2 separate regions of the Homo sapiens genome follow, and region 1 is linked to region 2. Evidence: read pairs that join two places in POLR2A ChIA-PET (ENCODE). Cell type or tissue: CD4-positive, alpha-beta T cell. All regions are shown on one strand. Region 1 overlaps ST3GAL5 (ST3 beta-galactoside alpha-2,3-sialyltransferase 5). Region 2 overlaps POLR1A (RNA polymerase I subunit A).

The links. ChIA-PET counts read pairs that join two places held together with the same protein. Peaks named below come from ENCODE experiments on the same cell type or tissue, not always from the same donor. Only the 100,000 strongest peaks of a DNase experiment are listed, where the experiment ranks them.
Region 1: POLR2A ChIA-PET joins it to region 2 with 28 read pairs; 10 of 35 experiments call an interaction of 5 or more read pairs at or near these places.

Annotation. Positions count from the first base shown.
Region 1 is chr2:85,851,005-85,856,004 of GRCh38, reverse strand. All of the region lies in intron 3 of ST3GAL5 (ST3 beta-galactoside alpha-2,3-sialyltransferase 5), which reads left to right. Among named protein-coding and RNA genes, the nearest start is that of ST3GAL5, 35 kb to the left of the region's middle. RefSeq lists enhancers at 1,809-1,938, 2,309-2,408, 2,419-2,558. In CD4-positive, alpha-beta T cell, no CTCF peak of the experiment used is centred here; DNase peaks (open chromatin) are centred at 774, 2,054, 2,634 and 4,274; H3K4me3 peaks cover 3,301 bases; H3K27ac peaks cover 5,000 bases.
Region 2 is chr2:86,035,480-86,040,479 of GRCh38, reverse strand. It overlaps POLR1A (RNA polymerase I subunit A), which reads left to right. Exons shown (of 34, transcript NM_015425.6): 25 at 1-88; 26 at 1,018-1,153; 27 at 1,623-1,780. Among named protein-coding and RNA genes, the nearest start is that of POLR1A, 68 kb to the left of the region's middle. RefSeq lists enhancers at 1,023-1,153, 4,502-4,561 and a silencer at 3,782-3,831. In CD4-positive, alpha-beta T cell, a CTCF peak has its summit at 4,386; DNase peaks (open chromatin) are centred at 2,019, 2,959, 3,839, 4,359 and 5 weaker places; H3K4me3 peaks cover 891 bases; H3K27ac peaks cover 4,891 bases.

The sequences.
Region 1 (5,000 bases), 180 kb after region 2:
TTACATTCTTGTAAGCAAGGTACCAGAGTTTCAGTTTCTCCGCATCTTTATCAACATTTGTTATTATCTTTCCTTTTTTACTACTGTCATCCTGATAGATGTTAAGTGATATCTCATTGTGGTTTTGATTTGCTGATAGCTAATGATGCTGAGCATCTTTCCCATGTGCTCTCATTGACCGTATGTGTGTTTTCTTTGGAGGAATGCCCATTCAGATCCTTTGCCCATTTTTAATTGGGCTATTTGACTTTTTATTCTTAAATTGTAAGAGTTCTTTCTGTGTTCTGGATACCAGTACCCTATATCTGGTATGTGATTTCCAAGTATTTTCTCCACTCTCTAAGTTGTCTTTTCACTTTCTTTAGGGTATCATTTTTAGCACAAAAGTCTTTAATTCTGATGAAACCCAATTTACCTATTTTTCCTTTGGTCATTTATGCTTTTGGTGTCATATCTAAGAAACTATTGTTTAGTCCCAAGTTTTCTTCTAGTATGTTTATAACATACTACCTCTTACATTTAGGTCTTTGATTCGTTTTGCATTAATTTTTGTATATGGTATATTAGTCCATTTTCACTACTGATAAAGACATACCTAAGACTGGGCAATTTACAGAAGAGGTTTAATTGTAGTTACAACTCCACATGGCAGGGGAAGCCTCACAATCATGGCAGAAGGCAAGGAGGAGCAAGTCACGTCTTACATGAATGGCAGCAGGCAAAAGAGAGAAACTGTGCAGGGAAACTCCCATTTTTAAAACCATCAGATCTCATGAGACCCATTCACTACCACAAGAACGGCACAGGAAAGACCTGCCCCCATGATTCAGTCATCTACCACTGGGTCCTTCCCACAACACATGGGAATTATGGGAGCTACCAGATGAGATTTGGGTGGGGACAAAGAGTCAAACCATATCAGTGTGAGGTCAGGGTCCAAGGTCATCCTTTTGCATGTTGTTCTCCAGTTGTCCCAGGACCATTTGTTGAAAAGAACTTTCCTCTATTTGCTGCATTCTTTCTTTCTTTGCTGCCTAGAGCCTTTCCCTGCCCTTCGCCCTTCTGTTACTCGTATTTTAAGTCAAGTCTCAGCTCAGCGGTTACCCCTTCTAAGAGGCTATCCCTGATCGTCCCTCTGTGTGTGTGAGAGAGCCCCCTCATGCCTTAATCCTGATGTTTATCATTGTAGGATTTCAGCTGTTCATCTTCCCCACTTGTTTTCCAGGCCAGGTCTTGGGAGACAGGGGCTGTGTGCTTAACATCTTACATTACTTAATATGCACTTACATATATTCAACTTCAGGGGGAAGGGGAGATAGTACTTGAATCACAGTGTAATCTTCCATTACCTGTGAACTCTAGATTGTACAGAAAATCCGGTTATAACTTGTAATTCTTTGAGTACATCAGTAATGCACCTTAGGTTTAATGTGAGGAACAGGACTGATAGTTCTCTTCAACCTAAACATCCACTGGTAGACAGGGAAAAGCCCAGCACCCGCTCCCTGCCCCTTCTCCCTGAACCATGGAATGTAAGTCCTTTCATTAGGCTACTGGGCCAATTTTTAGACCTAAGCTCATGGCTGGACCAATAGTAGCCTTCATAGATGCCAATGCCCTTCCTTGATGGGCTTCAGTGAGGACTCCTGACCAATCACTGACGAGGGGGGTTGGGAGGACTTCTGATGGGGGAGTTGGCCTCCCTGGTCCTACACCTACCTGCCTGGAGAAGGAGCCAAAGCCACTTAAGCAAAACTGAGCAGCAGCCCACAGTGTCCATCTACCATGTCACCCCAGTGCTGAGCGATTTCTAAAAGGTTACTTTTTTCAATTATTTAAAAAAAACACCAAAAATTCAAGTAATACGGAAATAAGTAAAGGAGAAAGTCCCCTGTAATTTTTCATAGAGAAAGAGGAAGGAATGGGGGGCAGCTGTGTAAGTCAAACATGTTTGTAAAACTCCGTGAGTTTGAAACTAGTAAAATAGAAAGTGAAAGCCTGCTATAATTATGGTGGAATTGAGGGTGTCTTATTGTGTTACTAGAGAATTTTTTTAAGTAGGTTTTTAACATTTTGACCTTGTTAAAATGCTCCACTTTTCAAAACGGTCCTGACAGGATATCCTGCTTCCTTCCACGCAGAAGAGGTGGTTTGTGCAGAAGTGCAGGCCTCAGAATGCTTTGCACATGAGAGGAATGGCAAGAGTTGCCTATCACTGAGGATTTGGGGAGGAGGGATCACAGGATATGGGACTGAAAATGAGACAGGGCCAGATAGCAAAAGGCCTTGAATGCTACACTAAGCACGAAGCAGCTCCTTAATTTGTGCATCACTGAAGCAAGAATAGAGTGGAGGACATGGCCCGTGTGGTCCTCGTGTTCTGAGTGGCTATGACATGGAGTTCTGTGTGAGCTCTCCATGAAGAAAATCCCGTCTCCAGGCAGTCAGTGGAGATTTGATCCTTACCACAAGAGCACGTGGACAAATTTGAATTATCGTGGATGTATATGGGCAGAAGAAGGTCTCAGAGCCATAAGGGTGGGGCCCTGTTAGCTCTGTTGGTTCCACTCAGCAGCCCACAGTGTGAGTGGGACCCTGCCAGCCCTGCTAGACTTGAGCATTGTCTGGTGACGCTGGTCCCCGCCTTCATTACTGCAGCAGAGGAAGTGTGGCTGTGGCAGTTGTGGGTTTTGTATTTTCTATTTAAATATGTCCCTTAATGTGCCAGTTGTTAAAAAGACTACCAGTGGGCTCTGAAGGGATGCCTGGACACTTTGAAAGTGTGGTTCAGATGTGAAATTGCACTCAAAAGATGTTTTAAGAGAGACGAGGGCACGTTGATGTCAGTTTCGGTTTGGGCTGTGTAGTAGCAGCATTTTGAACTTGGCCCTCTCTCCTTTCTGAGAGCTAAAGACCTTATCTCCCTGCGGATGGCATTGCGTGCAGTTAATTATGGCCAGATGGACTCAGCCGCTTCTTCATCGTCTTCTCTCGGACTCTGCAGACCTACACCGTGCCTTTAAAGGAAGCAGGGCCCTCCCTGCTGAAGCATTCAGTGAGCCCAGGCACCAGCATCTTCAAACCGAGTCTTTTCTCTCCTTAGTGCTGCTCCCCGCTTTCCAGGCCTTCCTGGGATATCTTAGAGGTAAGAAAACTGAAGCCTCGACCTAGGGAGAAATGCTTTAACAAAGACGACGCTGCTAGTTAAATCAATCTAGAACTGAGTCCAGCCTCCAGATCTCCTGATTATTTTTTTTTCTAACAGTTGATGGGATGAAATCTACATAAGATTTAATCCTTTGAAGCCCATTGTTTGATGAGTATTAAAAACTTATGCAGCCACGCCTCTGTCACCACAATCCCGCTTTAGCACATTCCCATGGCCCAAGCGAGTTCCCCGGAGCCCCTCTGCAGTCAGTCCCCACCCTCAACCCCACCCCAGGCTTCCACCAACTGGTTGAGTTTATAGTGTAGTGTTATTTCCATGACTTGGTTATTTAAATTTTTTTCTGCTTCTAACTGGGTAAGAGTTATAACTTAAATGTGAGTAAAATATGTCAATAACGTGACCCTCAGTTATTGTCCTTGTGTGATATCATACAAGTCTCCACACATGCCAGGTACTGGGCAAAATGCTTAGGGCATCAGAGCAACCTGCGAAGAAGCGACCAGCACCAGAGTTTACAGGTGTGGGAAATGAAAGTTCCACAAGGTCACTGATGCCCCCAGATCACGTGATCCATGGCAGAATTGAGCTCCTTCCCACATCTCATTAATGCCAGACACAAGTTTTCTTTCAATCTGAATGCTCTGCCCTGTTCCGGATTTTTAAAAAATAATAAGTGCAATAGAACATTGCCTTTTACTAAGAATTATGCCACTTACTTGTATTTCTGAGAAGGGTTGTCCTTAAGATTTCAGAGTGGAAATGAAAGTGGGGATTTTGCTGAGGAAAATTACTTTGATTGTTTTTAATACCTTTCTGTGAATTTCACATGATGTTTTTATGGCACACTGCCACAGCATTAACAATTGGCACTACCAGATGTCTACTTTGTCTTAATTGTGGGCAACCTGCAAGCGCAGCCTGGAAGATGTTAAAAACTGAAACCTTTATTTTTGTCCCTGGATATAAGACGAACGGGAGTTCTTGTATTTTACGAGAGAGTCACCAGCTCCTGGCTTCCAGTGAGCCTCATCTGGATGAATGCCACCCAGGCCCCAGCTGACGCCTCTGAGGCCTTCCTGGGAGCTCTGGAGTCCTCACAGCCTAGTCACACTGCTTCCTCTCTTCATTGCAGCTCCTGAAGGTGCGGCACTCGCCTTGAGGCACTTTCTTCTGAGCTGTGAGCTATGGGCAAGCAGTGGAGGGGGAAGAGAGCAGCTGAAGCAGATGCCGGTTCAACTTACTTAAAGATGTGGGACAAGCTCTGAGGAAGCCCCCAAGACAATGATGTCTGGTTGTGCACCATTGAAGCAAGAACAGAAACCATCCCAGAGTGGAGGACATGGCCCATGTGGTCCTCCTGTTCTGAGTGGCTATGAGATGGAGTTCTGTGTGAGCTCTCTACAGAAAAAGCCCTGTCTCCAGGCAATCAGTGGAGATCTGTTAAACGAGTTGAAACAAAAGAGGACAAGGAATTGCTGTGGCTTTAGACGTTGCCAGGACATGTAGAAACTCACTCAGGATTTACTACTGCATCCACTGTCACTTAGGCGCAGGAGGGGTCACAGTCAGAAGGTGACTACTGAGAAATGTGCCCTACCCACAGTCTAGAAAATTAAGTTTGGGCTGGGCGTGGTGGCTCACATCTATAATCCCAGAACTTTGGAAGGTGGAGGCAGGTGGATCACTAGGTCAGGAGTTTGAGACCAGCCTGACCAACATGGTGAAACCCCGTCTGTACTGAAAATACAAAAAGTAGCCGGGTGTGTCAGTGCACGCCTGTAATCCCAGCTACTCAGGAACCTGAGGCAGGAGAATGGCTTGAAACTGGGAG
Region 2 (5,000 bases):
GCATCGGAGAGCCCTCCACCCAGATGACCCTCAACACCTTCCACTTTGCAGGCAGAGGCGAGATGAACGTCACCCTGGGCATTCCAAGGTGTGGGGCACAAGGGAGCACAGGGTGGGGTCTGTCCTAGCCTCTCCTGGAGAAGGGGCCATTTAATGAGAGGGGGTGAGTGAGTGTGTGTGAATGAGAGAGTGTGTCTGTGTGAGAGAGGGACAGGGTCTCATTAAAGTGGGGATCAGGGTTAGAATTTCCAGAGCCCAGCTGGTTTCTTTGGTGCCCAGGCCTGGTAGGATCTCCATTTATTCCTCTGCCAACTCCTGCATCCACGTTCCTGGGGATGCCTGTGAGACTGCACACTGCTGGGGGAAGGACTCAGGAACGTACATTGTTAACAAGCCCCACACAAGGTGCCTGGTTGCCCAACTCCAGGGGAGCCATTCACATAGAACGTGCCCCCACGTGGCCCTGGGCCCTGGCCCTTCAGGTAAATATATGTGCTGGACAAGGGGAATGAGTGTGGGGTCAGACCCATCTGCATTCAGTCCCTGGCCCTGCCTTTTTCTAGCAGAAAGACTCTGGACAGGTACCTCACTTTCCAAACCTCAGGGGGTCCTTCTGTGGAAGGCCAGAGGCTGGGACCCACTATACATCCAGGCAGTGAGGGCTGGCTGAGCTCAGCAGGAGCACTGTGGGTGCTAGTTGCCTTCCCTGCATCGCTTGTTCATTCAGTAAGCGTCAGCAGGCACCTGTTGTTTGCAAGGCACAGGTGATAGGAAACAAGAATCAGACAAAGCCCTGAGCACAAGGAGTGGGCCCTCCAGGGAGGAAACTGACAGGGGAGTCCCTTACTGTTGCACACGAGGCCAGAGCTGGGATTCTCTGATCTAGCATATTATCCCTGTGAGATCCCCAGGCCTCTCTCAGATTCCAAAAGAACTCTGACATCATTAGGAGAAGCTGCACCCAAACAGAAGGTCTGGTTGCCACTCATGATTGGATGTGCCCTTATTCTGTGACAGGTTGCGGGAGATTCTCATGGTGGCCAGCGCCAACATCAAGACACCCATGATGAGCGTGCCCGTGCTCAACACCAAGAAAGCCCTGAAGAGAGTGAAAAGCCTGAAGAAGCAACTCACCAGGGTGTGCTTGGGGGAGGTAACGTCTCTCCTTCCCAGGTTGCAGACGGGGTGAAGGCATGTTCCTATATCCTCCCCATGTGTGAAGAACAGGCTTTGCTTACTGCTCTGACCCTAGGCTCAGATTCCCACCAATGAGAGATAAGCTGTCTCTGCCAGGTGCTGAGCAGAGATGGATCAGGAAGCTTTTAAGAGAGTCATTAGTTCCACAGCATCCTCCTGTGCCTGAAAAATAAACCATTTCCTGAGTTTGCCTACCCGCTCTGCTGAGGCCACTCCTAGGAGGTTCAGGCCACTCTCTGGAGGTGACTGCAGGCTGTGGGCCCCCCAGCAGATCCACACCAGTATAGCTCACCAGGGTTTCTTTGGGGTTTGGCCTGTGGTCTCAGCTGCTATCTCTGTAAACCCTTGGGTCTCGTAACCCACTCACATTGCGCAGTCACCTAGGACCTGAACAAGTCAAGTTCTCTCTGTCCGTCTGGTTCCAGGTGTTGCAGAAAATTGACGTCCAGGAGTCCTTCTGTATGGAAGAAAAACAGAACAAATTCCAGGTGTACCAGCTGCGGTTTCAGTTCCTGCCACATGCATATTACCAGCAGGAGAAGTGCCTGAGACCCGAGGACATCCTGCGCTTCATGGAAACAAGGTCAGGGCTCAGGCTGTGATTGTCATTGACCTTGACCCAGAGAATGCGCTTGAACTGGGGCAGGAAGCACCTAGCCACAAGGCTCCTAGAGATTGAGTGCCTTTGCCCAAATGAGCCCTTCAAGGGAAGTGTTTAGGAAGCAGAGGGCCTTGCAGCCTGATCTGGAAACCTGACCACAGTCTGGCTTGTGGGTATGACTTTCTTAGCCACACGTCACTCCCTGAGCCCATTTCTTCTCTTGGGTTGACGTCAGGATTGTTGTCTTCTGGGGCTTGCAGGCATTAAGACATGGAAATGTGGGTGTGGTAAAGAGAAGGGAGCACCATCAAAGCGGTGCTTCTGTGGTGTCGGAGCAGCACATGCTGTTAATGTTTGCTAGGGTGTTACTGCAGGCAGTATAATGTGGTTCCTGATGCATTTAGATTCTGTGAATAATGAACAATGTGCGGGTGGCACGCTGCTGTTAGATCTCCATTCTATAACCAGGATTGCCTCCAGAGAAATTCGAGTTCCTGTCCCGAGTTCCTGTCCAGTAGGGAAAAGGAACTTTTGTCTCAAGTTCAAGTTACTGTTAGATATTTGAAAAGCAGAGGCCACAATGCTGAGTTCCGGGGAGCAGGAGGATGGGCTTTTTGGGGACTGGGGCAAGACTGGAAGAGCCCACGAAGCATTTTTGACTCACCAGCTAACCCTAGACGGTGAAGTGTGAACACAAAAAGGCTGCATAGCCCAGCAGGTGACAGGCCAGTGAAGCAGGCTTGGAGGCCCCCGGCAGACTGAAGAGTGTGGAACCTGTCTCAAGGGGCACCTGTTACTATGCAGGAATGGAGGCCCGGGGGGCCACATCTTTTGATTTAAAAAGAAAGAAAACAAGCTTCCCACCCCCTACGTTTTTTTCTTTCTTGGGTCACTTGTTTACTTGCCTTTGCTTTTATATAATTGAGGTCTCCTGACTTTTAAACATCAGCAACTAATTCATGTGTTTTTAAAAGCCCAGTAAGGCCCAGATGGTTCTCATCTGTTGCAGGATCTGGCCACAGGCCACTGACCACTGCCTCTAATCTAGACCAGTTCTTGGTCTTCTGGGAGCTGCTCAGATAGAGAAGCAATGACAGAGCAGAAGCAGAAAGCTCCCTGCACTCAGCCATCCCACAAACACATACTGAGCCATGCCCATTCGTCGCTGAGTCACGGGGGCAGGCGTGGGCAACACAGTACGACTTTTCTGCCCTCAGCCCTCTGCCCTCTCACCTTATGGGGCCTGGCCTCGAGCCAGCCCTCTGTGCAGGTGGCATTTGGGATGGTGGGTCTTGGGGTGGAGGAGCTTGGATGTGAACTCAGTCCTTTGGACGGGGGTCACTGGCCAGGTGCTTCCTGCCCCAGTTCACGAGCCCTGGGTGAAGTTGTTGTTGGCTGGGCCTCAGGAGCACCTGCGTTGGTGCCAGCCTGGGCTGAGAACATTCCTTCTGTCGAGTGGTCCTCTGTGCTATCTGGGCACTGGGCAGAGTGGCAGGGGAGTGCTGTGTGCACCCGCCTGCCAGCTCCTTAATTAACAGCGAGGAACATAACTACCAAGTGCAGGGGGCGTTTGTGCTGGCCTGGCAGTGGTTTTCTGGGAAATGGGAATTCAGATTTCATGGCCTCTAGAGAATAACTAAGGGTGGACGGAGTTAGATGTTTTGCCCCAGTTCTGTTCACAGGAGGCCCAGGCCAGCCCAGCAGGTAGGTCGGCATGAGGCTGGCGCCAGCCCATGCTGGGGTTCTTTTTACTTATATTACCTCATGGAATTGAAAATAGGAAATCACTTTTTAAGACTTCTTCCTGATGAGGGACAGCCCTGGCTTGTTCCCAGCCGTGAAGTACTTTTTCAACTCCTCCCTGTGTTTTGCTTGTGAACTTGAAAATCTGTGATAAATAAAGCCATGCGCAGTAGCTTTTGGTGGAGGTGGCCTCAAGGACTCAGCAGAATGGGGCTGAGGGGTTAGGCAGAGCTAAAAGATGGGGCAGTGGATGAGCTGGGTGCGGTCTGGACTCCCTTTGTCAGGCCCCAGGCAGCAGAGCAGCTGTGTTCAGGCCTCTGGCCGCCCACAGGAAATGGGAGGAAGTGTGAGTGCACTTTCAAAAGAGCAGCCAACCCCCAAGAAGCTTTTTCTCCTTCCTTTCTCCCATCCCTCCCCCTTCCTTCCTCTCTGCCACCCTCTTTTTCTTTCTCTTTGCCCCCACCCTCCCTTCTCCCAGCTGTGGAGTCATGAGACCCTTGACAGAGCCTGGAGAAAAACAGCACGAGACAGATGGTTCCCTAGGTAGAGATATACAAGCGTAGAAGGCCCCCCAGATCTCTGCACTGGCACCCATCACATGGGCTGTTTGTGTAAATTGTCTGGCAGGTGGCAGGGGAGATGAAGTGGAAAGAGCACTGAGCTAGGAGTTAGGGGCTGTAAGTTTTGGCCTCCGGTCCCCAGCCATGAAAAGACCCAGCTGACAGTCTGTAATTGTAGCTTCTGTGAATCTGACTTTCCAAACAGCAGGTGGTGGAGCTGTTGCCAGGCGCGTTCAGAAACCGCCAGGGGTCATGTGCTCTGTTTGTAATTATTTACGTGGGACGGGAGGCTTCTCTGCCCCTGCCCCTCCTGTTCCCTTTCTGTTGCTACATTCAGGTGAGCTGCACAACCTTGAGAAGGCAGTCACTGTGGGCCGTTAGTTCCCCTGCTCTTGGCAAAACCATAGAAGGGCAAATTGCACCTCCAGGAAAACTGGCACACTGGTCACATGCCTACCACTTACTCACCAGCCATTCATTCTGCCTTCTCACCTCCTTCCCTCCTACGTTCTCCACAAGTCCTGGTCACCAAAAGAGGCAGGGAAGGCAGAAGGCATCCCCAACTGGGGGAATCAGGGAGGGCTTCTTGGAGGAGTTACAGCTGCTGAGGCCTGGCCTTGAAGGATGAGTACAGCTTCAGTAGGTAGATATTGGCCAGGGAAGTTACTGGCAGAGTGAGCCGCTCAAGCAAAGGCCCAAAGGGTGCACAGGGTGGAGGGAGCAGATGGGCAGTTAGAGTTGAGGCCAGATGTGAAATGCTGGGGGCAAAAGCATCAGAGCCGTGACATTGCCACAAGTTGAGACAGGCTGGGGCGCCCAGCTGAGGGAAGCAGCCCTGTGTGTGGCAGCAGCTGAGCCCCGCACCCCCACTCCGCCTCATTCCATCTCCTCTGCTCTGC